Linked DNA regions of Homo sapiens: all the other regions are linked to region 3. The links are chromatin contacts, found by Hi-C or POLR2A ChIA-PET in ENCODE. All regions are on one chromosome and are shown on one strand. The core of a region is the stretch at or near the end of the contact, and the rest is flanking DNA. Distances in the headings are between cores, read along the strand shown. Region 1 holds the start of TRAPPC5 (trafficking protein particle complex subunit 5). Region 2 has its middle 15 kb from the start of STXBP2. Region 3 holds the start of TIMM44 (translocase of inner mitochondrial membrane 44). Region 4 overlaps PNPLA6 (patatin like domain 6, lysophospholipase). Region 5 holds the start of MCOLN1 (mucolipin TRP cation channel 1). Region 6 holds the start of MARCHF2 (membrane associated ring-CH-type finger 2).

Evidence for each region. Hi-C counts contacts between places; a loop is a spot of excess contacts on that map. ChIA-PET counts read pairs that join two places held with the same protein, here RNA polymerase II (POLR2A). Pooled maps may share reads with other maps.
Region 1: a map of naive thymus-derived CD4-positive, alpha-beta T cell shows a loop between it and region 3 (11-fold over the local background). The contact joins the promoter of TRAPPC5 here to the promoter of TIMM44 in region 3. A Hi-C loop is called at or near these places in 2 of 168 maps with a recorded cell type or tissue (naive thymus-derived CD4-positive, alpha-beta T cell and posterior vena cava), 1 of 37 single-sample maps with no recorded cell type and 10 of 50 pooled maps. POLR2A ChIA-PET finds 5 or more read pairs at or near these places in 1 of 52 experiments (activated CD8-positive, alpha-beta memory T cell).
Region 2: a loop to region 3 is called in a map with no recorded cell type, with 11 times the contacts of the local background. The contact joins the enhancer-like site here to the promoter of TIMM44 in region 3. A Hi-C loop is called at or near these places in 2 of 37 single-sample maps with no recorded cell type and 5 of 50 pooled maps. POLR2A ChIA-PET finds 5 or more read pairs at or near these places in 1 of 52 experiments (activated CD8-positive, alpha-beta memory T cell).
Region 4: a loop to region 3 is called in a pooled map, with 2.8 times the contacts of the local background. The contact joins the enhancer-like site here to the promoter of TIMM44 in region 3. A Hi-C loop is called at or near these places in 6 of 50 pooled maps. POLR2A ChIA-PET finds 5 or more read pairs at or near these places in 3 of 52 experiments (GM10248, activated B cell and activated CD4-positive, alpha-beta T cell).
Region 5: a loop to region 3 is called in a pooled map, with 8 times the contacts of the local background. The contact joins the promoter of MCOLN1 here to the promoter of TIMM44 in region 3. A Hi-C loop is called at or near these places in 2 of 37 single-sample maps with no recorded cell type and 10 of 50 pooled maps. POLR2A ChIA-PET finds 5 or more read pairs at or near these places in 2 of 52 experiments (CD8-positive, alpha-beta memory T cell and WTC11).
Region 6: a loop to region 3 is called in a pooled map, with 11 times the contacts of the local background. The contact joins the promoter of MARCHF2 here to the promoter of TIMM44 in region 3. A Hi-C loop is called at or near these places in 1 of 37 single-sample maps with no recorded cell type and 8 of 50 pooled maps. POLR2A ChIA-PET finds 5 or more read pairs at or near these places in 3 of 52 experiments (HepG2, WTC11 and activated T-cell).

Annotation. Positions count from the first base shown.
Region 1 is chr19:7,679,583-7,683,639 of GRCh38, reverse strand. It overlaps TRAPPC5 (trafficking protein particle complex subunit 5), which reads right to left and starts at 2,807. Exons shown (of 2, transcript NM_001042462.2): 1 at 2,762-2,807; 2 at 1-1,398. The coding sequence starts at 1,386. The coding sequence ends at 820. It overlaps MCEMP1 (mast cell expressed membrane protein 1), which reads right to left. Exons shown (of 7, transcript NM_174918.3): 7 at 3,811-4,057. RefSeq lists silencers at 1,283-1,577, 2,543-3,102.
Region 2 is chr19:7,649,702-7,653,747 of GRCh38, reverse strand. No RefSeq gene overlaps it. Among named protein-coding and RNA genes, the nearest start is that of STXBP2, 15 kb to the right of the region's middle. Within about 2 kb of position 1,512, at least 11 of the 41 ENCODE cell types and tissues checked have a DNase peak (open chromatin) inside an H3K27ac peak, as active enhancers do.
Region 3 is chr19:7,942,194-7,946,772 of GRCh38, reverse strand. It overlaps TIMM44 (translocase of inner mitochondrial membrane 44), which reads left to right and starts at 3,107. Exons shown (of 13, transcript NM_006351.4): 1 at 3,107-3,166. The coding sequence starts at 3,122. RefSeq lists enhancers at 1,913-2,455, 2,456-2,999, 3,004-3,373, 3,000-3,542, 3,543-4,086 and a silencer at 2,904-2,973.
Region 4 is chr19:7,550,246-7,554,171 of GRCh38, reverse strand. PNPLA6 (patatin like domain 6, lysophospholipase) reads right to left here. Exons shown (of 32, transcript NM_001166114.2): 15 at 3,743-3,874; 16 at 3,532-3,655; 17 at 3,065-3,178; 18 at 2,735-2,810; 19 at 157-297. Among named protein-coding and RNA genes, the nearest start is that of PNPLA6, 16 kb to the right of the region's middle. RefSeq lists enhancers at 2,832-3,523, 3,524-3,926. Within about 2 kb of position 2,676, at least 8 of the 41 ENCODE cell types and tissues checked have a DNase peak (open chromatin) inside an H3K27ac peak, as active enhancers do.
Region 5 is chr19:7,520,408-7,524,706 of GRCh38, reverse strand. MCOLN1 (mucolipin TRP cation channel 1) reads right to left here and starts at 2,083. Exons shown (of 14, transcript NM_020533.3): 1 at 1,926-2,083. The coding sequence starts at 1,956. LOC105372261 (a long non-coding RNA gene) reads left to right here. Exons shown (of 3, transcript XR_936294.3): 1 at 1-357; 2 at 1,545-1,865. It overlaps ZNF358 (zinc finger protein 358), which reads right to left. Exons shown (of 2, transcript NM_018083.5): 2 at 3,682-4,299. The coding sequence ends at 3,758. RefSeq lists a silencer at 1,920-2,049.
Region 6 is chr19:8,411,194-8,415,262 of GRCh38, reverse strand. MARCHF2 (membrane associated ring-CH-type finger 2) reads right to left here and starts at 1,958. Exons shown (of 5, transcript NM_001005415.2): 1 at 1,843-1,958. RefSeq lists silencers at 1,792-1,951, 1,982-2,341 and enhancers at 1,833-2,333, 3,204-3,498.

The DNA of each region.
Region 1 (4,057 bases), core at 1,558-4,057, 260 kb after region 3:
GGAAGAAGGCAAACAATCTCCCTCTGCCTGTTTTCTAGGCACACGGTGACACCCACTCCTTTACATGTTGTCTGTGGTTGCATTCAGTACATCAGCGGAGTAATGGGGCAAGAGCACATGGCGGCACAGCAGTGGCTCACGCCTGTAATCCCAGCACTTTGGGAGGCTGAAGTGGGCGGATCACCTGAGATGAGGAGTTCGAGACCAGCCTGACCAACATGGTGAAACCCCATCTCTACTAAAAATACAAAAATTAGCCGGGTGTGGTGGGAGGCACCTGTAATCCCAGCTACTTGGGAAGCTGAGGCAGGAGAATCACGTGAACCCAAGGTGGAGGTTTGCAGTGAGGTGAGATGGTGCCACTGCACTCCAGCCTGGGCGACAGAGCAAGACTCTATCTCAACAAATAAAAAAAATAATAATAAAGACCACATGGCATAAAATATTGCCCATCTGGCACTTTGCGCAGTTTGCCCACCCCCAGTCTAAAGGCGTCTGTCTCAGCCTGATGCGTCTCCCAGGACCCCATGCCCCCTCCAGCCTGCAGACAGCCTCCAACCGTGATTCCAGAACCTGCCAGCATTTCCCACCAACTCCTTTTGCCGGGTTTATTTCTCCCCACCACTCCTGGTCTCACTCAACCCCCCAACCCTATGGCCAGACCCGCCCCCACTCTACTGTAAACACATTCGGACCTGGCCTCCCTCCCCAGCCTGGGGCAGGGCTGTGGCTCAAGGTACTGAGTGGATCTAAGGCCGCCACACAAGACACAAGACACACGTGGGGAGGGGCTCTCTGTATCCTTTATCTCCGGCAGGGTCAGCGGCCCTCCAGGGCCCGGTCTCGAGCGATGACTGCCTCCTCGAACTTGATCATGAGCGTGGTGCCCTTGTGCCAGTGCGCCGTGACCTTGGCAGGGAAGCCGCTGTGTGTGAGCACCGCCTCCACGATGCCCGCCGTGAAGCTGGCGCAGTTGAGCGTGCTGTTCTCCTTGGGCACGGAGATGTAGGTGTTGATGAGCGGCTCGCGCTCGATGATGTAGAAGGTGCGCGCGTCATCGTTGGCCTGCTCCAGCTTGTCCGCCTCCTTGCCGAAGAGCGCCTTCCACACGGCGCCCTTGACGAAGAGCAACGCGCCTAGCACCTTGGTCTCACGCCGGGCACCCTTTTCGCGCGCCACCAGCGCATCCAGCACGCGCGCGCCCACCTGGCGGCCCAGCGCGGCCAGGCGCGACTGCAGCTCGGCCACGGAGAAGACGCGGCTCTGGCAGTGCTGTACCAGCTCGGAGAACAGCAGTGCGAAGGCGCTCAGGCTCACCTCGGTGCGCGGCCGCGCCAGCGCGCGCTCCAGCAGCGCCGACTTCCCGCGCGTGAAGCGCGCCTCCATGCCGCCGCCACCCTGCGGGGAGACCAGGAAGTGCAGGTGTCAGGGGCAATGGGAAGGGGAGCAGGCCGGGAGGAAAGGAGGGAGAACCGCGAGGGGCCCTGGGACACCCTCGACCCATGCCACTGTTGTGTGCTCCAGTGCCGACTTCCCACTTGCAAAGAGATGCGCGTAAAACACGCCTCGATTACACGTAACCAGATAAATCAAGGGAGGGGGGAGTCTTATACCCTCGGCAGGCAGCGGGCTAGCGGGAGTGGGGACAAGGTGGGAGGAGAGACACGAGGGGGAACAGAAGAGGAGGCCGAAACCACCCAACCCTCGGGCATGCAGACGGTTCAATTGCGAAAGCGCCTTCCTGCCCGCTCCGCCACCTACAGGAGTAACTAGAAAACTAGTGTATGGGGGGAGGGGCGTCAGATCTAGGGCAGGGAGGTGACAAAGATGAGGCACCACGAGGGGATATGGGCAGTCGCTCCTGCCCCGCCCTGCGCTCCAGCACAGACGACCCTCGGGAACTTTCCTGCCGGCCCCCTGCGGAAAGCCAGAGTAAAGGGGGTGGAGGGTGGGAGTGGGGTAGGAGCGTGTCAAGACCAAAAGCCAGGAGGGTTGGGGGCTTTAACAGGGGGGATCCGTGGGGCCAGGCAGGAGGGGCGGGTAACCCCCAACCCCAAGCCCTCAGGCAGGCAGCTCCGATGTGTCACGCAGGAACCCTTCGTCCTTTGAGACGCGGATGGGCCTGGGTTCTGAAGGCTGGGAGGAGGGGCCCAGAGGTGTTGGGAGCCTCCCACCCCCGTGCTCTCCAGAAAGGAAGCTGGATGCTGAGCAACTGTGGTCCTCCCATCAGCTGTCGGTGCGGGGAGAGGGAGATGGGGTAGGGGGCTCCTGAAGAGAAATGGGGTGGGGAGCGGGCGCCGAGACGGGATCGGAGGGGCAGCTGAGAACCCGCCCCCACCATGCATGGGGAGGTGTGTGGATGCTAAGCCGACCCCAACGAGGTCTGCGTGGGAGGTGGGAGAACCAGCGGGGAGGGGTGTCCCAGGGGCTCCGGGCCGCCCCCGCCCCAGCATGCAGATCCGTCCGTGGCGAGGGCCCTGGGCGCGCGAGATGGGAGAGGGATCGTTAAGACCCCACCACCGGGCTGCGATGGGGGCTGAAGTGAGCTGAACTGCCGTAGGGTCAGGGCCCCGCGACCCTCGCCCCGTACCTCTACACTGGGGAGAAACCCACCCTCCTCGCAGCCTCCTGAGGGGGGCCGAAGCGAGCGGGCTCGGGATCGCGGACGCCGAGACCCCAGCCCGGGACCCACACGCCCGCGGGGAAGGGGCCGGGGAGCGGACGAGGCCCGGCGCGGGCAGGGGGGTGGGTAGGGTCTCACCAGGAACCGCAGCAGTCTGCTCGGCCGAGCTGCTTTACGGCGCCGTAAAAGGCGCTGCGTGCGCAGGCGCTCGACGGGCCAGGCGTGTGGGCGGGGCGCGCGCAGCGGTGCCTGAGAGCGGCCGCAGGGGGGCGCGCGAGTCCGCGGAGCCGGACCCAGGGACGTGGCCCACGGCCGTGATGGCTGCTCCGCGCGTGGCCAGGGTCTCGCTGGCTCTGGGTGGCCCACGCTGGAGGGGACGCTTGCAGGCCTAGTCACCTGCTCAGGGCGCACGTATGACAATGGGCCAATGTATACCCTTGCACATGGACACACCTGTTGGCTTTTCCAGGCACTCCTATGTCCTTGGGGATGGGTTCAATTGTCTCAAGTGCATCCATGTGGCCCGCGGTGGCTCCCGCCTGTAACCCCAGCATTTTCGGAGGCGGAGGTGGGAGAATCACTTGAGGCCAGGAGTTTGAGACCAGCCTGGACAACATAGCTAGACTCCCACTTCTTTAAAAAAAATTAGCCAGGTGTGGTGGTGTGAACCTGTAATCCCATCTACTCGGGAGGCGGAGGCAAGAGGATCGCCTGAGCCCAGGAGGTCGAGGCTGCAATGAGTCATGATCGTACCACTGCCCTCCAGCCTGGGTGATAGAGCGAGACCCTGTCTCAAAAAAACAAAAACAAACAACAACAACAACAAATCAAGTGCATGCATGAGCGGTGGACATAGTACCTTAGGGTCATGTACACTCATGGATACATGCTCAATGGCATAGATACACTCACGGGCACAATTACACACGTGGGTACACGCTTAGGGCTTGTATATATCCGTGGTCCCAGGTACACTCAGGGAGATGTTGTATGCTCAGGGGCACCCACTCTGGGACACAGGGAAGACACAGGGAATGAGTTACTCATTCACAGATGCACAGGTACTCACGCAGGGCACTCAGTCTCGCCCACCCTGGTGCCCCGGGGTCATTGTCACGTGCAGACTCTCCCTCTCCCCAGGTCCCAAAACCCCTCCCCTTGCCCCAGTAACAGGTCCCATAGCGACGCTGTTTTCCCTTGACTTTATTTATCTTCATAAGTCACAAAATGTGAGTGCAGAGATAAATGTCTGTGTGCATGTGCCCTGAGCACACAGGGTGGCATAACTCGGCACACTCATAATGACACAGCCGTTCACCCAGCCACAGATAGTGACAGGGCACACATGGCGACACCCACATGTACGGAGATAAATCTCCCCCACCATGACATGGGTAGACAGAAAACACGCCGCAGTATACTCTAGTATGTTTA
Region 2 (4,046 bases), core at 263-2,762, 290 kb after region 3:
GATAACAGGTGTGCACCACCACGCCTGGTTAATTTTTGGTTTTTTGGTAGAGACGGGGTTTCATCATGTTGGCCAGGCTGGTCTTGAACTCCTGACCTCAAGTGATCCGCCCATCTCAGCCTCCCAAAGTGCTGGGATTACAGGTATGAGCCACCGTGCCCGGTCTTTATTTTATTTTTAGTAGAGACAGGGTTTTGCTATGTTGCCCAGGCTGGTCTCAAACTCCTGGGCCTAAGTGATCCTCCTGCCTTGGCCTCCCAAAGTGCTGGGAACTACAGGCGTGAGCCACTGGGCCCAGCTCCTGTTAACATCTTTATGTGGAGAGTTACTGGGGACCAGGGACATTCCCCAAACCCACCCATCAATCGTAGTGACATGACGTTATGGACCCCCTGATGTGATGTACCAGGAAGTACCCGGCCCTACCAGCATGATATTATTCTGGCTGCAACTGACCCTTATTCCAATAGAGCATGTGGTTCTAAGCCATTTATAGGGTAAACATTGGGGCAGGGATGGGGAGAGAGGAAGCAACCTGCCAAATCCAGAATGAGGATCATTCCTCGGTACCAGAAGAGAACCAGAAAGAAAGCACCCTAAGTGGGGATACCACAAGGAAGTAAAGCAGGGGCCTCTCCCAGCTGGGGAAGGGAAGGAGGAAGGAGTACAATAGCTTGCAAGGCACAGCATTGCGGATGATGGGAATAGCAGGTGCAAAGGTTCTGGGGCAGGGACAGTGTGGTGTGTTTGAAGAACAGCAGCCAGGTTCACCATGAGATGGGAAATGGACTTGGGGGAAGGGATCTCAAAGGATAATTTTTTTTTTTTTTTTGAGACAGGGTTTCGCTCTTGTTGCCCAGGCTGGAGTGCAGTGGCATGATGGCTCACTGCAACCTCTGCCTTCCGGTTTCAAGCGATTCTCCTGCCTCAGCCTCCCGAGTAGCTGGGATTACAGGCGCCCACCACCACGCCCGGCTAATTTTTGTATTTTTAGTAGAGACAGGGTTTCACCATGTTGGCTAGACTGGTCTTGAACTCCTGACCTCGTGATCCGCCCGCCTCGGCCTCCCAAAGTGCTGGGATTACAGACGTGAGCCACCGCGCCCGGCCCCCCAACTTTTTTTTTGTTTTTAACACAACTTCTCGCTTTCTCACCCAGGCTGGAGGGCAGAGGCACAATCATAGCTCACTGCAGCCTCGAACTCCTAGGCTCCAGCGATCCTCACAGGAGGGTTTTGAGGATCTGCATAAAGCGTGCAGAGGGAGCTTGACTTCGTGCTCGTTAGGACCCGATATTGTCAGCTGCCGCCGCCCACAGGGACACATAAATATTTGTAGACTCAATATTTGCCTTTAGTGTGAAGACATTGCATCACCTGGGTATAAGTAAGGAGCAGAGGCAGAGGCGGTTTAAGCAACAGACTTTTGTCTCCGCTGAGAACCACGGAATAACCCCTGACCTACTTCCCCGTCGTGTCTAATTCGGGTCACCTCATCTCCAGTTACAGACGCGGAAGATCAAAGAAACCGGGAAATTGCGCCGCAGCGCCCCCTGGCGTTCGCAGCGCGTGCCTACACAAGCCACTCCCGGCGCAAAACTGCGGCTTCCCAGGAAATTGAGTTTAAATGTTTTTTTTTCTTTTTTCTTAATCTAGAAAAGATCATTTATTGTATCAAGTAACTACCCAGTTAGGCGTGAATACATTTTAAAATTTTTATTAAAACGAGTATTGGCCGGGCGCGGTGGCTCACTCCTGTAATCCCAGCACTTTGGGAGGCCAAGGCAGGTGGATCACGGCGTCAGGAGTTCGAGACCATCCCGGCCAACATGGTGAAACCCCGTCTCTACTAAAAATACAAAAATTAGCTGGGCGTGGTGGCACGCACCTGTAGTCCCAGCTACTCGGGAGGCTGAGACAGAAGAATCGGTTGAACCGGGGAGGCGGAGGTTGCAGTGAGCTGAGATCATGCCACTGCACTCCAGCCTGGGCGACGGAGCGAGACTCCATCTCCAAAAAATAAATAAATAAATAAATATAATATAATATAAAATAAAATAAAAAGAGTATTGTAGAGATTGGCTGGGCACAGTGGCTCACACCTCTAATTCCTGCATTTTGGGAGGCTGAGGTGGGAGGTCTTCAGCCCAGGAGTTAGAGACCAGCCTGGCCAACATGGCAAAACCCCATCTCTACTAAAAGTACAAAAATTCGCTGGGCATGGTGTCGCACGTCTGTGATCCCAGCTTTTTGGGAGGCTGAGGCAGGAGAATCGCTTGAACCCAGGAGGCAGAGGTTACAGTGAATCGAGATCGCACCACTGCACTCCAGCCTGGGCAACAGAGTGAGACCTTGTCTCAAAAATACATATATTTAGGAATTTGCTATGTTGCCCAGGCTGGCCTCAAACTCCTGGCCTCAAGCAATCCTCCCACCTCGCCCTCCCAAAGTGCTGGGATTGCAGGCGTGAGCCACTGTGCCCGACCTTGAGCTTAAGTTTTAAACATTAAAACCACCTCCCTCCCACTCCCTGCACCTCCCGTAAGTTAAAACGCGTCCCTGCTGAGGCCCTGCAAAGGCATATCCAGGGCAGGCGGACCCCAGGGGTCCACAGCCGACCCACTTTCTTCCCCACACCTCATCCCCTTCACAACTCTCCTCATCCATCTCCCTGCCCTGGTGGGAGATTCCGATAAATCCTAATTGTGGAACTGCTGAATCAGAGGGGGCTGCATTTTCCTTAGCCCCCACCTGCAAATTGTGTGTGCAGTTTTTCTGGGATGAGTGTCCTTAGATTTCCCTGAATTCTCAAAAGGATCTGTGACCTCAAAATCAGGAGAGAGGCCGGGCACGGTGGCTCACGCCTGTCATCCCAGTACTTTGGGAGGCCGAGGTGGGCAGATCGCTTGAGCCCAGGAGACCAGCCTGGGCAACATAGCCAGACCCAGTCTCTACAAAAAATTAAAAGATTAACTGGGCTTGGTGATGTGCACTCATGGTCCCAGCTACTCAGGAGGCTGAGGTGGGAGGATCGCTTGAGCACAGGCGGTAAGAGAGGCTCTACCTCTGAAGAGGATGCTTCCCCACCCTCTGCCCCCTCCCCAGGCACCCACTCCAGCAGTGAGAATTTCACTGCCAACATGAGACATGGGTCCCTACCTGTCCCAACTCAGACCCTGTCTATGATGTCCTATGGCCTCAGCAGGGACCAAAACCCTCACCATGGCCTCACCAGAACCTCCACGTGGTTCTCAGATTGGGTTGCAGGTCAGTACCCTCCCCTCCAGCTCCTCAGGGGCCTCCTGCATTCTCTGGCCTTGGCTTCTGCTCTGCCCTCCCCTCCCTTCCCTTCGCCCCCTTCATTTTCATTCTCTATGCAAATGCTGCCTCCTCTAGGAAGCCTTCCCTGATTGCCCCCAGTCTGGGTGGATTAGATGTGATATGGGCTCCCACAGCCCCTTTTGCCTCAGATTACTCATGTGGCTGGCTGTATATCTGTGCCCCAGAGAGGTTTCTTTTCCTTTTTCTTTTTTTTTTTTTTTTTTGAGATAGGGTGTCACCTTGCCACCCAGGCTGGAGTGCAGTGGCATGATCATAGCTCATTGCAGTCTCAACCTCCCGGGCTCAAGCAATCCTTCCACCTGAAAGTCCTGAGCAGCTGGGACTACAGGCGTGTGCCATCACGTGCCTGACTAATTTTTCTTATTTTTTGTAGAGATGGGGTCTTGCTATGTTGCCCAGGCTGGTCTTAAACTCCTAGCCTCAAGCGATCTCCCACCTCAGTCTCCTGAGTAAACTGGACCCCAGGTGCAAGACACCATGCCCATAAAAAAATTTTAAAAAAATTTAATTTTAAAATTTTTTTGTAGAGATAGGATCGTGTTATGCCGCCCAGGCTGGTCTCAAACTCCTGGGCCCAAGCGATCCTCCCACCTAGGCCTCCCAAAGCACTGGGATTACAGGTGTAAGCTACCTCGCCCGGCCTCTCCTGTTCTATTGGTGCTGTGAGATTCACACCTCACTTGAGTGCTATGGGCTGAACTGTGT
Region 3 (4,579 bases), core at 1,858-4,357:
CAGCTCACTGTAACCTCCACCTCTTGGGTCCAAGCGATTCTCCTGCCTCAGCTTCCCAAGTAGTTGGGACTACAGGCACTTGCCACCACGCCCGGCTAATTTTTTGTATTTTTAGTAGAGATGGGGGTTCACCATGTTAGCCAGGATGGTCTTGATCCCCTGACCTCATGATTTGCCCATCTCGGCCTCCCACAGTGCTGAGCGCAGTGGCACACGCCTGTAATCCCAGCAATTTGGGAGGCCAAGGCAGGTGGATCACGAGGTCAGGACTCGAGACTAGCACGGCCAAGATGGTGAAACCCCGTCTCTACTAAAAATACAAAAATTATCCGGGTATGGTGGCGGGCGCCTGTAGTCCCAGCTACTCGGGAGGCTGAGGCAGGAGAATGCCATGAACCTGGGAGGTGGAGCTTGCAGTGAGCCGAGATCACGCCACTGCACTCCAGCCTGGGTGACAGACTGAGACTCAGTCTCAAAACAACGACAACAACAAAAAATTGTTTTTTAGAGATGGAGGTCTCGAGGGGGCATGGTGGCTCATGCCTGTAATCCCAGCATTTTGGGAGGCTGAGGTGGGAGGATCACCTGAGGTTCAGGAGTTCGAGACCAGCCTGACCAATATGGAGAAACCCCGTCTCTACTAAGAACACAAAATTAGCTGGGTGTGGTGGCACATGCCTGTAATCCCAGCTACTTGGGAGGCTGAGGCAGGAGAATCACTTGAACCTGGGAAGCAGAGGCTGCGGTGAGCCAAGATCGCGCCATTGCACTCCAGCCTGCGCAACAAGAGTAAAACTCCATCTCAAAAAAAAAAAGGCCGGGTGTGGTGGCTCACGCCTGTAATCCCAGCACTTTGGGAGGCCGAGGCAAGCGGATCACGAGGTCAGGAAATCGAGTCCATCCTGGCTAACATGGTGAAACCCTGTCTCTACTAAAAATACAAAAAATTAGCTGGGTGTGGTGGCAGGCACATGTAGTCCCAGCTACTCGGGAGGCTAAGGCAGGAGAATGGTGTGAACCTGGGAGGCGGAGCTTGCAGTGAGCCAAGATCGTGCCACTGCACTCCAGCCTGGGCGACAGAGTGAGACTCTGTCTCAAAACAACAAAAAAAGAGATGGAGGTCTCATGCTGTCACCCAGGGTGGAGTGCAGTGGGTGATCATAGCTCACTGCAGCCTCTAACTAATGGGCTCAAGAGATCCTCCCACCTCAGCCTCCTAAGTAGCTGGAATTCCAGGCGAGAGACACCATGCTTGGCTTATTTTTTTATTTTTGTAGAGATAGGGTCTCGTTATGTTGCCCAGACTGGTCTGTAACTCCTGGGCTCAAATGATGCTCCTGCCTCAGGCTCCTGAGTTGCTGGGATAATAGGACTGAGCCACGGATCCTGGCTTAAAGGAGTCTTCTATCTCCACTTTATCTTTGGGTCTTTGACATGCTTATATGACACACTGCCTCTGAGTGTCCAATGCTGTAGTTTTCTTTCTTTCCTTTCTCTCTCTCTCTTTCTTTCTTCTTCTTTTTTTTTGACACAAGGTCTCTCTCTGTTGCCCAGGTAGTGTAGTGTAGTGTAGTGTAGTGTAGTGGCACGATCACGGCTCACTACAGCCTTAACTTCCCGGGCCTCAACGATCCTCCCATCTCAGCCTCCTGAGTAGCTGGGACTACAAGCACATGCTACCACGCCAAGCTAATGTTTTGTATTTGTTGTAAAGAAGAGGTCTTCACTATGTTGCCCAGGCTGGTCTCAAACTCTTGGGCTGGAGAGATCCTCCCGCCTCAGTGTCCCAAAGTGCTGGGATTATAGGCATGAGCCACCGCGCCCGGCCAAACTCCGTACTTTCAACCACAACTAAGAATCCATATTTCTAGCCCAGACCTTATTCTTAGCAACACACCTGTGTACACCAACCGCTTAACTAGTTTGCTCCTCTTGGCATCAAGACATCTCGAACAAAGCCAGAGTGGAAGCCCTCATCTCTTACCCCCACCTTGAGGGGGAGCTCCTGAGATGGAGAACACAAGTCTATCCATCGCAGAAGCCAGGAATGCATGCTCTCCGGGGCCAAGCTGCCTCCCTTTGAAATAATGAAGTCCCATAAACCCATATCACAGGTTAGTAATGCAAAAAGACCGGGTGCGGTAGCTCACGCCTGTAATCCCAGTGACTCAGAGGCTGAGGCAGGAGGATCGCTTGAGCTTGGGAATTGGAGGCTGCAGTGAGCTAGATTACGACACTGCACTCTAGCCTGGGTGACAGAGCAAGCCTCTGGCTCTATAAAAAAAAAAAAGGATCCAATAAGACAAACAGCAACAGCAACATACATTAGCTCTCCCAGGGGACCAACCCTCCTCCTCATACCCGGATTGCATGGCCATGTTAAAATACCGCCACCTGGTGGCGGCATTCTTCGAATGGAAAATAGCATCTGGGGTGCTGAAATGACAAAGGCCTGAGCGTCTTCAGATCAGAGTGTCAGTTCACACTGAATCGAAGTAGGACTGGACCACAGTCAGCCCGCTCTCAGCTTCCTCTTCTTATTCGGGGTCAAAACCAACAGGCGTCTTCCCAAAGCGCCGCACAAGAGTGGGCTCCTTCGCTTTCTCGGAGCGACTCACTTGCTGGTCTCTCAGCCATTGTCAATCAATCAGTCATTGCAGGGGCAGCCATAGACAATTACTCTGGAGCTGGTCCGCCGGTCAATCAGAATCCAATCGAATCCGTCCTTGTGGTCGGTGGATCCACGTGCCTGTACCACCTGCCACCAGCGCCCGGCGCGTTCTGTAGCCGAATCACCGCAAGTGACGGAATACACGCCCCTGGGCTCCGCCCCCTCGTAGTCGCGCCCAATCACAGATCTGACCCTCCCAGGAGTGCCCTCCCCCGGGCCACATCCAGTCACGGGCCCCGTCCTTCCAAAACACTGCCCTATCAGAGGTCAAGCTCTCTAGGCATTCCCTACCCTTTTAATGCCCCGCCCTATGACGGACCCAATCGGAGGGCTCTCCCTACCCGAAACCCCGCTCCTGGAGCGGCTTTTCTCAGGCTTGCGCGGCTCTAGGCCGAAGCGGCGGATGACGCAACCGGGCCGCGCCGCGAGAAGGTCACACGATTCTCCAACATGGCGGCGGCGGCCCTGCGGAGTGGCTGGTGCCGCTGTCCACGGGTGAGCGGCGGTGCGGCGCTGGCAGGGCGAGCTTAGGGGTCTTCTGGGCCTTCGGCCACCAAGGCTTTCTTCTCAGACCCTTGGCCTTCGCGACCCTTGCTTGGGCTCCTTAGAAAGCTTGGGGTTAGATCTTTGGGTAGCAGAGGCCAGGACAGGGGGCACAGAGCGTGGCCTGAGGGCGGGGACCGAGCTTACCGGGCAGGGGGCGGCGATGCGCGGGACCTGGGAGGGAGCTGATCACCCTTCGCCCTCTGATCAGACTCCACGTATACAGGAGAGAGAATGGTAGCCGGGGCGGCGGCGTCCCGTGGAAAAAAGTAGAGGGGAAGGCAAAAAAACGTGAAATTCACAGCTCGCGGTTAAATGCCAAGTTCTCTACCGAGAGCATTTCTTGTCTCGTTTCTTCTAACGTTCATTGTGGATGTGCGAGAGGTGGTTCGCGCCCTAGCAGGCTCTTGGGTCCACAGGGCAGTGGCAGTCAAGACGTGTAAGGCGCACTCAGAAAGTAGTACTTCATATTGCTCGTGCTCTTCGTTTTTTCTTTTTTCTCTTTTTTTTTTTTTTTTGAGACAGAGTTTCGCTCTTGTCGCCCAGTCTGGAGTGCAATGGCGCGATCTCGGCTCACTGCAACTTCTGCCTCCTTCTGCCTCCGGGTTCAAGCGATTCTCCTGCCTCAGCCTCAGGTGGATCACCTGAGGTCAGGAGTTCGAGATCCACTGGCCCACATGGTGAAATCCCATCTCTACTAAAACCCCATCTGTACTAAAAATACAAAAAAATTAGCCGGGCATGGTGGCGCGCTCCTGTAATCCCAACTACTTGGGAGGCTGAGGCAGGAGAATCACTTGAACCCGGCAGGCGGAGATTGCAGTGAGCCGAGATCCTGCCACTTTACTCCAGCCTGGGCAACAGAGGGAGACTCCGTCTCAAAAAAAAAAAAAAAAGTTATCCTCAAGTAAATACAGGAGATAGTAGGCACCTGTGTAAGTTTGGGATGTTGCATAGGGTTCTCAGAGGTAGGAGGCAGAGAACAGAGAGAAAAACGGCCCAGGAAATGTGGAAATGGTGGAGAAGTTGTACCTGGTCTTTTGACATCAACACGCCAGGTTCTGTGCTGGGTGACAGGGTGCCGAGCTGAACAGGACCTGCACAGAGCTTTTTTTTTTTCCCCCAATTTTTTATGGAGGCAGGGTCTAGCTATGTTGCCCAGGCTGGTCTCAAACTCCTGAGCTCAAACGATCCTTCCGCCTCAGCCTCCCAAAGTATCGGGATTACAGGCATGAGCCACCAGCTCAGTGCCTGCACAGAACTTAAGGCAAGATCTCGGCTCACTGCACCCTCCACCTCCCGGGTTTAAGCAATACTACAGGTGTGTGGGACTACAGGTGTGTGCCACCACGCCCGGCTAATTTT
Region 4 (3,926 bases), core at 1,427-3,926, 390 kb after region 3:
TCCACAGGGCTGGGGCCTAACTCAGAAAAGAATACCCATTACCCCGCCCCTGTGGCCCTGTTCCCCTCCACCCCCCAAATGACCTACCCTAACATCTCTCACTCACTAATGTCCCACCCACCGCCAGCCCCCACCCATGACCCTCACCCCACTGACCGATGGCCTGCAGGGCGTGCTGCAGCTCCAGCGTGAAGGCCACCATGGGGACCTCAGCACACACAGGCAGGATTGCCACAGTTGCCAGGTTGCTGGCTGGGTTGGTGAGTTCCGAGTGTGGGGGCACACCCAACCCAGAGCCTGCTAAGAACCCAATGGATGAGATTTGTGGTGCGAACCTGTGTCCAGAGAGATGAACCCTCCTCCTCCTCTTCTTCCTCTTCCTCCTTATCTGAAATTCTTGCTCCTGTGCTCCCAGACTGCAGCCCCCAGTTGCCCAAAGTCTTGACTCTACCATACAGAAAGCCATGGCTCTGGTCCTGGACCCTCAGCCTCAACTACTATTCCCTCTTTTGTTAAAACCTGGCCATCTACCCTCCACTTTGGGCCCTGATCACCTCAGTGGGATCCATTACACAACTCTACAACCATTCAGATTCACTGTGCTTGGGAGATCAATTGGCCAGTGCCCCTGCCTCATTCTGGCCTTGGTTCCTCTGTCTAATGGGGGACCTGAACATAAAACGAGGCAGAAATAAAGCTATTTTTAGCCTAGCCAACATGGAGAAACACTGCTCTACTAAAAATACACAACAATTAGCCAGGCATGGTGGCATACACCTGTAATCCCAGCTACTTGGGAGGCTGAGGCAGGAGAATCACTTGAACCTGGGAGGCAGAGGTTGCAGTGAGCCGAGATCGTGCCACTGCACTCCAGCCTGGGCTACAGAGCGAGACCCTGTCTTAAAAAGAAAATAAAAGAAAAGACAAAGACAAGAAAAGAAAAGCTACTTTTGACCCAGCTGTTGCTTCCCAGTTTCTCCACTAACAGCCTAGACCAGCTGTCAACTCCCATATCTTGCCTAGACCTCTTGTTGCCTCCTTACTGGTGGAATCCTTCCTCCCCAATCTAACAATAACAATCTAAATAAGCTCAAGTGCCTGTCCACAGCCCCTAGCCCCTATGTGACTTACCCCCCAACCCCCATCACCTCTCCCCTTGATCGCTTTCCTCCTCAGTGCTTCAAAACCACCAGCCTCCTGTGCAGCACCCCTGGTTTCTCTTTCATGTCTGGCCCCATCTTAGTTGTCAAGTCTCAGCTCACTGTCCTTAGAAAAGCCTCTTTCTCCCTCCCTTCCTCCCTCCCTCTTTCAGCCACACGGCAAGATGACCCTCTTTTGTCTTCTAGATATTGTATTCTCTATCTGTAATTTCTTTCCTTTTCTTTTCTTTTTTTTTTTCTTTCTTTTTTTTTTTTTGAGATGGAGTTTTGCTCTGGTTGCCCAGGCTGGAGTGCAATGGCGTAGGCTCGGCTCACTGCAACCTCTGCCTCCCCGGTTCAAGCGATTCTCCTGCCTCAGCCGTCCAAGTAGCTGGGATTACAGGCACCCACCACCACACCCGACTAATTTTTGTACTTTTAGTAGAGATGAGTTTCACCACGTTGGCCAGGCTGGTCTCGAACCCCTGACCTCAAGTGATTCACCTGCCTCAGCCTCACAAAGTGCTGAGATTACAGGCGTGACCCACCGCCCCAGGCCTCTGTAATTTCTTAATGATGTCTTTTCTGCCACTACCGCCCTGCCCCCGCCTTGGGGGATCTAGGGCTCAGGGCCAATTGGGTAGAACCCCTGGAGGGAAAAGGGGTATCTAGGTTGCTGGGCTGGCCCAGAATCTGGCCACCACAATGTAGAAACTCAGGCCCTCATTTCAGCAGGCCTCCAACCCCACCGCACGCCCCATTCTGTTCTAGCTCACTGAAGCCACAGGCTGAAACAGGGGGCTACATCTCCCAGCAAGCTGTAACTTCAGAAGGCGAGGTGCCCAGAGTCCTAAACAACAATCCACAGACTATTTTCCATCATGGTATGGGGAGTTTTGTTTGTTTGCTGTTTTATTTTTTCTGAAACAGGTTCTAGCTCTGTCATCCCGGCTGGAGTACAGTGGCACGATCACGGCTCACTGCAGCCTCGACCTCCGGGCTCAAGCAATCAATCCTCCCGCCTCAGCCTCCTGAGTGGCTGAGACTACAGGCATGTGTCACCAAGCCCAGCTAATGTTTGAAATTTTTGTAGAGACGGGGGTCCTACTATGTTGCCCAGGCTGGTTTCAAACTCAATCTCCTGGGCTCAAGCGATCCTCCTGCCTCAGCCTCCCAAAGTGCTGAGATTACAGGCATGAGCCACCATGACGGCCCTGCCATCATATTCTGATCTAGGACTCCCTTTCTCTCAACGTCCAGGCCGTGGACTTCCCCAGCAAGCCCTGACTCCCGGGCAGACTACGCCAAGTCCACCGCCTAAGACTCCCTCCCCGGCACCACTGATTTACTTTCGAGCCCATTAACTAGCACGCCAGGGGTCGAGGACTTCGTTTCCCAGCATGCTCAGGAACACGAACTCCATTCCCCAGAATGCTCTGCACCTGGGTCCTACTTAGGGTTTGAAACCCTCAGGGGCACGATTTCTTCGCGGAACTCCATTTCCCAGCATCCCTCAGGAAAGAAGGCTTCCCTCCCAGCATGCTCTGGACGCCGGACTACATCTCCCAGCACGCTCTGGGCCGGCCGGCTCTCACCTGGGAAGGGTCCTTGCAGCTGCTGCAAATTCCCTAGAATTTTCTGGCTCAGTAGGTGGATAAGGCGGGTCACGACCTGGGGGCGTTGGAGGCCGGCATTTCAGTGAGACCTGGGAAGCGGCTGTCCAGGTCCCACCTCTCCCTCCTATGCCGGGGCTCCTGGGTGCCCGTTACCTGGGTCCCACCCCCGAGAGCCCCCGCCCTCACTCTCTCGCTTCGGCCCCTCCCTCGACCCCGCCCCTCTGTAAGCCCCGCCCACACACTAGGCCCGGCCCCCACCCCCCCGGAGTCCCGCCTCCGCCTCTCTGCCCCGCCCACAACAGGCCGCACCTGCGGGTACCGGCGTTTGATGTGACCCAAGGTGCCCTCGGGAAGCTTGGCCAGCTCCGTGTCGCGCACCGCGTGCACCGTCGTGGCTCGCGGCTGCCGGGTCAGTGCCTCCACCTGGGGGGCCGCGTGCATGATTGGGGCTGCTTGGGTGGGGAATGAGGAGGCCGAAGATGGGTGGAAAGGGGGCTGTACTGCCCCATCTAGGGCTCCCCTGCAATGGGGGTGTAGGGAAGCAAGCCTCGCTCGCTACCCATTAGAGCTCTGGGGAGAGGGAGAGGACAGGGATCCACGACAGGCGGAATCCCCTTTTTCCAACGAAATGAGGTCTGGGCGGGGAGTGGACTGGGTGACCTCAGAGGTCGGGAGCTGCATTCACCACTCCCTGGATTACCCGGGATGATGTGTGTGAGTTGTCGAGGGACTGGCCTGGAAAAGGCCAGAGGTCAGTGGGTGGGGGTCGCGCTCACCACGCCGATGAGGTCGCCGCGGCCGTACTCGCCCACCAGCTCCTTCTTGCCACTGCCTCGCTGGATCACGCTACGCAGCCGCCCATTGAGCACGATGTAAGTGCAGTCGGAGCGGTCGCCCTGCCTGAGTGGGCGTGGAGGTCAGCAAGGTCTGACCACCCCCAGGTCCCCACCCCTAGGCCGGGCCTGAGCAGCGCGGTGGGAGCTGCACCTGTACAGCGCGCGTCCCGCCTCCACTGCAGTCCAGTCGATGGCGAAGTCCATCTGGCGCACGAAGGGCGACATCCTGGCTGCCACCGTGTGCGCCGCACTCAGCACCACACTGGGCTGTGCGCGCATGATCCTGCAGGAACAGACTTGGGATGAAAGAGGAAGGCCTCAAAACCGTCCTACAC
Region 5 (4,299 bases), core at 834-3,333, 420 kb after region 3:
CTCTCTGAGCCTCAGTTTCCTCATCTGCGAAATGGGGCAATAATATGTCTCATGGGAACGCTAAGGACTGGATGCTTATGAAGCATTGATCACAGGGGCTGGTCCATGGTGAATGTCAGAACATTTCATCAATGTTCCCGTTATTGATCAGTGGGGAGAGAATGAACTGCTCCCACTGGCTTTTCACTGGGCGTTCAAGCCTGCTGGGCTTATCCCAACTCCAGCTTCCAGACATGAGCATAGAACTCAGCCTGTATTCTAGGTTTGTCTGGACAAATACCCAAAAGATGACCTCTGGGTTCATTATAACCTGGCCCATCAGCTGACACTCTCAGAAGCCAAGGACCTGGAGAAGAGGTAATTGACAACATAAGTAATAATAATGGAACACATTCGCTAAAGACTCATTTTATCTCCCTGAAAAGCACCAGCTCCTAGAAATCATGCAGCCCTAGCATCAAATCCCAGACCTGCCACTTTACAGTAGGTTGACTCCAGGTACCTCCCTGAGCCTCCATCTCCTCATCTGAAGAGTGGAAATTTTAAAAAGGCGACCCCTTGGCTGGGCTCAGTGGCTCATGCCTGTTATCCCAACGGCTTTGGGAGGCCAAGGTGGGAGGATCCAGCCTAGGTAATACAGCGAGACCTCCCTGTCTACAAAAAAAAAACATTTTTTTTAAATAGTCAGGTGTGACGGCTCATGCCCGTAGTTAGTAGCTGGGACCCCATCTACCCGGGAGGCTGAGTTGGGAGGATCACTTGAGCCCAGGAGTTCGATGTTACAATGAGCTAGGATTATGCCACTGCACTACAGCCTGGGCAACAAAAAAAAGTTTATTAAAAAAAAAAAAAGTCCACCCTCTCCCTGAGCCTTGAGGTTGAGATCCTGAAGCTGCTCTGAGAATTCAGTGAGACACAGCAGATAAAGACCTCTTCAGCAAACACAAGCTGTTCTAATCACTGTTTATTTTTTTCCAGCCTAATGGTTAGATCTAAGCTTTCAGCAACTGCTGGAGTCAAAACCAGTCACAGTAGCCCAAAACTGTCCCTGTCACACCCCCATGGGGATGTGCTTTCTAGGGCCTGGCCCCGTGCTGCTTTCTAGGGCCTGGCCTCCTGCCTAGCAAAGCAGTCAGGATAAATGTGTGCACTGTCAGAACCTCCCTTGCAGAGAGGGACAAGTTCCCGGCCCCTCCCTTTGCAATGAGATGCTGCTGTGGCTGTTTACGACAAAGCCAGAGGGCAGGGCCCGCTTACAGAGCTGAGATTACAGCTAACCCACCCCAGACCCTACTAGCTGGGACACCGGGACATCTATCAGGTAGGGGTCCCCAGCTAGCTCCAGAAGGGGAAGCTAACACAAGGGGTCTTCCTCCAGCCTCCCCGAGGAGGGGTGGCATCAGAATTGGCTAGAAGCCCGAATTTAAGAAGGCTGCGCTTCCAGCGGTTTGGAAAGCTAAAACTGAGTTAATCGCCTGGGGGCAATCCCTCCAGCTCTCCAGGCTTGAGCTTAGGGAAGCTGAGCATTTGTCCCCTGGAATCAGGAGGGGAAGCCTGGGAGTCTCACGTGCGGGTTGGAGAAGCTGGTGCCCGCTGTCTGAGTTCCAGACGAAGTTGAGCAATCGGAACCTAGGCTCCCAGTGGGAATCCCAGGAACCTCGCCGCCCCAGAGGGAGAAGCTGGCGGCCCGGCGCGATCCCTGCCTGAGTTTGGGAACCCAGCAGAGCCTGGGTTCAGGAGGAAGAATTGGAGAGGCTGGTGCCCACCCGCCGCCCAAGTTCTAGGAGCCGTCTGCCCTTTTCTCCACCGTGAAAAGTCAGCGCTGGAGCTTAGAAAAAAAGAGACTAGGAGCTCCGCCGCCCCAGGTGGGAGACACAGCCCGCCCGCCTGAGTTCGGGGCCCCACGGTGCCGCCCGCGCCCTCACCTGAGCCGCGCGGACCCGCCGGGGCTGTCATGCTGGGGCGGGAGCGCGGGACGCAGGCGGGTACGGCGGGGCAGCCTGGGTCCGATCGCCCGCCGCTGTCACTGCGACCTCGCTCCCTCGCGGCGCGGCTTCAAACCCTCCGGCATCAGCTGATCTGTGCCTCGGTCACGTGACCCGGTAGCCCAGAGCCCCTCACGTGACCGCCTCTGGTCCCGCCCCCTGCGCCACGACAACCCCTGCCGGAACAGCGCGCATGCGTGCCTCTGCCGGCGCCCTCTGGGTCGAAGGCAGTCGCTAGGTCCTAGCGCCGACGCGCTCTGGGTGGCGGGGGATGGGCTGACTCTGAGTTTGGCAACGACGAGCTCTGCCCTGGCTCCCGGCCATGCCCCGAATCCGGTGCCAGGCTTGTGACTTCCATGTCCAGAGCTTGACCCCTTATCCTCCTTGGTGCCTGGTGATGACCCTGCCTACTATCTCAACGCTGTCTTCCTCTTTCTCCCAGAAACTCCTTTTACCCTTCTCCTGCGCATCTTCAGCAAACACGATTTCCTAATTATGTATCAAATAGAACCACTTATCCCCACCCCATGGCCCCCAGCCCAGAGTCTTCCAACATTCCTGGCCTGGATCTTTGCAGCAACCTCCTCCCCGATCTCAGCCTCCCTCCACTCCACTCTCTACCCAGCAGCCACAAGCATCTTCAAAGAATAATTCCTATCCTTCCTGCGAGAACCTGCCCTCGGCTTCCCATTGCTCTGTAATGACAGGCAGAGTCCCCACTCTCGTCTATCAGGGCCCTCTGATCTGGCTCCTACCTCCATCCAAAGCTCATCTTTCTATAGCCCCAGAGCCTTTGCATACTTTTGCCCTGGAGCGTAATGGTTAAGAATTTGGACCCTGGAGGGCAATTGGGATTTAAATCTAGGCACTGACAATGCCACTTCTACATCTTCCAGAGTCCCTTCAACTCCAAGCTGAGCGCAGTGGGCGGTGGCATGCACCGGCAATCCCAGCTACTCGGGAGGCTAAGGTGGGAGGATCGCTTGAGCCCAGGAGGTCGAGGCTGCAGTGAGCTATGATCACACCACTGCACTCCAGCCTGGGCAACAGAGCAAGACTGTCTAAAAAAAAAAAAAAAAATGTGCCTCAATTTTCTCATTTGCAAAATGGGGATATTCAAAGTCATCTACCTACTGGGGCTGTTGAGAGGATTAAATGAGAGAATGCAAAAACTATCGCATAAGGCTGGGCAAACAGTACTGATTATTAAATTAGTGATTATTGGGATTACAAAATCCTTCATTGAGAAAGCTGCCTGCCATTTATATCAGAAGTCTTGTTATGCTTCTCCTAGAATGTACTATACCCCGTAATTATTTTTTAAGTATTCTGAATTTAGTATCTATGAGCTCCATGCAGGTCGAGGCCATATTTATCTTGTTCCCTGCTGAGACCCCAGCAATCCAGAGATGTTTGTTGATTGCATAAATGAGCAACTTTTTTTGTCCACTTGTATACCTACTGTATGGGCTTTGAAGAGCAAGGGGTAAGTGAGAGGAACAGAGAGTGGTGACTAGTGGGATGGACCAGGATGAGACACTGTGGGTTAAGCTGGAAAGTCTAGCTGGTGGGCCCAAGAAGGAAGCCAGGACACTGGAGCTCCAGATTGTGGCTGGCCCTGGCCACAATGTCCCATCTCCGGAGCAAGGGGCTGTGCTCAGAAAGAAAGCACAAAAGGCAAGCCACGACACAGAGCCCGGAGGCAGTGGGAGGATTTTACTGACTGCACAACACACAACTTCCCCAGGCCCCCGAGGATGCCGGCGTCTCCTTCAGCCATCAGGCCCCAGCAGTGCCCCTTGCTCCTGTACCCACTCTGGACTCTCGCCGGTAGGGAGGGCTGGGCTGACAGTGCCACGAGTGGGAGAACAGGGGTCAGGGCAGGACACAGGGTTGGGATCAGGGCTGGGCACAGGATCAGGGTCTGGGCTGGGCACAGGATCAAGGTCTGGGCTGGGCACAAGGTCGGGACCAGCGTCGTGCCCAGCCTTTGGGTCAGAAGATTCCACAGGAGTAGGGCTGGGGGTGGATCTGGAGCCGGGGAGGGGTTTGGAGCTGGGATCCGGCAGAGTGCCCGGCCCAGAGCCAGGGTCAGGGTTGCGGCCAGAGCTGGTGCCAGGGCTGAGGCCCAAGCCAGAGCCGAGCACAGAAACAGCATCAGGACCCAGGAGGGAGACCTGCCCCGGCCTCATCATGGATGCAGGGCTTAGGCCAGGCCCGAGGCCCAGGCCGGCGGCCGCTGCTGCAGCTGCAGCGGCCGCGGCAGCTGCAGCAGCGGCTGCACCCTCATGCACCCGTTTGTGCTTGGTGAGGC
Region 6 (4,069 bases), core at 709-3,208, 470 kb before region 3:
CCACATCCAGCTAATTTTTGTATTTTTTTGTAGAAATGGTGTTTTGCCAAGTTGCCCAGGCTGGTCCTGAACTCCTGGCCTAGTGATCTGCCCGCCTTGGCCTCTCAAAGTGTTGGGATTACAGGCATGAGCCACCACGCCCGGCCTGGAGATAGATCTCATTGAGTCTTCACAACAAACCAATAATTACACCCTATGATGGGGAAAGAGGCTGAAGCTCGGAGAGAGGCACCTACTTTCCCAAGGTCATATAGCTAGGAAGGGGTGGTGTCAGAATTTGAACTTAAAACAGTCCAGGGAGTGGTTCTGGACCTCAAGAGACCTGGGTTCTTTAACTCCTGGCCCTCCTGGCTATGCCACCGATGCTGGGTGTCCTGGTTCAAGTCACTTTGCTTCTCTGGGCCTCATTCTAATGATGGAGCTGGTGGACTCTGTCCGTGGAGGGGTCTCCTGAGAAGGAGCCTCCAGGCTGAATTCATCCAGTAAAGCTCACCCTTAGCTAGGCTTGTTTAGGGTGGCACTGAGGCCCCCCAGTCTTTTCCATACCTGCCCAGGCTCCTTTTCCTGAAGGTAGGAAACAGAGGGCAGAGGAATCAGAGGGCCCTAAAACTCCCTACATTGTGGTCTCAGGCAGCTGTTTTACTCTCTCAGCCTCAGTATTATCATCTCTAAAATGAGTGTTACAGGCCGGGCGCAGTGGCTCACGCCTGTAATCCCAGCACTTTGTGCACTTTGGGAGTTCAAGGAAGGTGGATCACTTGAGGCCAGGAGTTCGAGACCAGCCTGGTCAACATGGTGAAACCCCGTTTCTGCTAAAAAGACAAAAATTGGCCAGGCACGGTGGCGGGGGCCTGTAATCCCAACTACTTGACCAGGGTGAGGTAGGAATCGCTTGAATCTGGGAGGCAGAGGTTGCAATGAGCTCAGATCGTGCCACTGCATTCCAGCCTGGGCAAGAGAGAGAGACTCTGTCTAAAAAAAAAAAAGACGGGGAGTCATAATGATATGTAGTTCATAAATTAGTAAAAAATTAAGAAGTTAATAACTATTAGCTCTTATTATAATTACTATCATCAGCTTACAGAGTTGTTGATGAGAGGTCACACAGTCAACCCTGGCACACACAGTAAGTGCTCAATAAAAGCTCTATTAATATTTTTTAGGGTAAATGTGGAGGTTGTTATTGCATTCATTCCTCCCTGCATGAGAAGCAAGGTTCCAATCCCAGCTCTACTCCTTATGTGCTGTGTGGCCCTGGGCAAGACACTTAACCTCTTTGAGCCTGGACTCTCTCAACTGTATAACAGGGGACATTTCTACTGCTTCCACCTACTCAGTATGGTTTCAAAAGAACTGAATGAGCTCAACATGCCCATTTGACTACCCCGTTTTGAGCACCCACATAGCACAGGGCATCCTGTTTCAGCATCTTTGTGCAAAGTGGCTGGGTCATTATATTATAACTTACTATTTTGCAGGCAGAGCCGCTCTGAGAAGGAGGTTGGGGAAGGGCATTGGCCACTTAGCAGTTGCCTACTGTGTGTCAGGCGTTTTCTGCACCAGCCACCTCCTGAATCCTCCCAGAAGCCCCATCAGGTTGGCAATGGGATGACCCAGTTTCACAGGTGGGGAAACCGAGGCTCGGAGAGGCGCCTATGTGTGCCGGACCCCGGAGACCTCCCACCGGCCTTGACACGGGAACTGAGGTCCCCGCGTCCCCGAGAAGGCTGTGGCCAAGGGATCGAGCCCAGCCGTCCCGCCCGGGTGCCGAGCTCCGGCCTCGAACCCGGGGCCGGCCCGCGGACTGGCGTCCTCCGGCCCTACCTGCAGGCCCGTGCCTACCTGATCCGCGGCCGGGCCGGGCGGCCGCACAGGCCCCTCGGTTCGCCTCGGCCCCGGTCCCGGCCCGGCCCGGCCCGTCGGCGCCACTAGCTCCGCTCCGGCCGGCACCTGCGTCCGGGCACCGCCCGCCGAGCCGACAGCGCCGCGGACCAATAGCGACCGCCTCTCGCCTGCATTCGCCAATCGCCTTGCACGTCCCGCCCTAAGAGGCGGGGCCGGAGGCCACAGGGACGACTTGGGCCGCACAGGCCCCGCTGTGCCGCAGCTGCTGGCTCCGCCCCTGCCGCGTCTTGGCTCCGCCCCCAGCTCCGGCTCCGCCCCAGCACTGGCCCCGCCCCAGCCCCGCCCCAGGCACGAGGGGGTGCTGCTGCGCCACCTGCAGACGGCCAGCGTCCTCTAATAAATAAAACCTCTGCAGAATTTAACTTTTTTTTTTTTGAGACTGGCCGGGTGCAGTGGCTCATGCCTGTAATCGGAGCACTTTGGGAGGCCGAGACGGAAGGATCGCTTGAGGCCAGATGTTGGGGACCAGCCTGGGCAACATGGTGAGTTCCCGTCTCTACAAAAAATTTAAAAGGATGGGCGCGGTGGCTCACGCCTGTAATCCTAGCACTTTGGGAAGCCGAGGCGGGCGGATCACGAGGTCAGGAGATCGAGACCATCCTGGCTAACACGGTGAAACCCCGTCTCTACTAAAAATACAAAAAAATTAGCCGGGCGTGGTGGCGGGCGCCTGTAGTCCCAGCTACTCGGGAGGCTGAGGCAGAGGAATGGCGTGAACCCGGGAGGCAGAGCTTGCAGTGAGCCGACATCGCGCCACTGCACTCCAGCCTGGGTGACAGAGTGAGACTCTGTCTCAAATAAATACATAAATAAATAAATAATAAAATAAAATAAAATAAAAGTTAGCCAAGTGTGGTGGCCCAGGCCTGTAGTCCCAGCTGCTCTGGAGGCTGAGGCAAGAGGATCACTTGAGCCCAGGAGTTCGAGGCCAGTCTGGGCAACATAGTAAACTCACCCACCCCCATCTCTAAGACAGATCAATTTTTAAAAAAATACTGCACTATATGTTCACTTAGTATAAGCACACTTTTGCACATAATCACAGTATAACCTTCAAAATCAGAAAATTAATGTTCATCTAATATTATCATGTAATTCCCAGAGCCCATTCAAAGGCCAGGTGCAGTGACTCATGCCTGTAATCCCAGCACTTGGATCATTTGAGGTCAGGAGTTCGAGACCAGCCCGGCCAACATGGTGAAACCCTGTCTGTACTAAAAATACAAATAATTAGCTGGGTTTTGTTGTGGGCACCTGTAATTCCAGCTACTCAGGAGGCTGAGGCAGGAGAATTGCTTGAATCTGCAAGGTGGAGGTTGCAGTGAGCGGAGATCTTGCCACTGCACTCTAACCTGGGCAACACAGCCAGACTCTGTCTCAAAAAAAAGAAAAGAAAAGTTTCCAATAAAGTCCTTTAAAAATCCAAAGTCCAGGCCAGGCACAGTGAGTCATGTCTGCAATCCCAGCTCTTTGGGAGCCCAAGGCAGGAAGGTCTCTTGGGTCTAGGAGTCTGAGATCAGTCTGGGCAGCACAGTGAGACCCCATCTCTACAAAATAAAATAAAAATATTAGCCAGTTGTGGTGGCATCCTCCTGTGGTCCCAGCTACTTGGGAGGCTGAAGTGAGAGGATCAATTGAGCCCAGGAGTTCTGGGCTGCAGTGAGCCATTACCTCACCACTGCATTCCAGCCTGGGCAACAGAGCAAGATCCTGTGTCAAAAAACAAAAAATCCCAAATCCATCCCAGGATCAAGCATTGTATTTTGTTGTTAACGACTCTAATTTAGTCTCTCTTTCTGGAACATTTTATCAATCTTACCTTCTCTCCATGACATCAATATTTTTCAAAAATTCCAGGCTAGTAATTTTGCAGGAAGTCCTTCCATTGCTATTTGTCTAATACTTTCTCATGATTTTGCATTTGTGGCAGGAAACAGATGTGACGTTGTGTTTTCAGGATGCATACAATGCTGATTTTGTCCACTATCGATTGTGCTAACTTGGTTCAAATGGTGTCTGCCAGTTTCTCCAGTGTGAGGTTAGTATGTTACACTGTGGTGTTTTGTTGTTGTTGTTGTTTTTAATATTTTATTTAATTTTAATTTTTTTTTTTTTTTTTTGAGACAGAGTCTCACTCTGTCACCCAGGCTGGAGTGCAATGGTG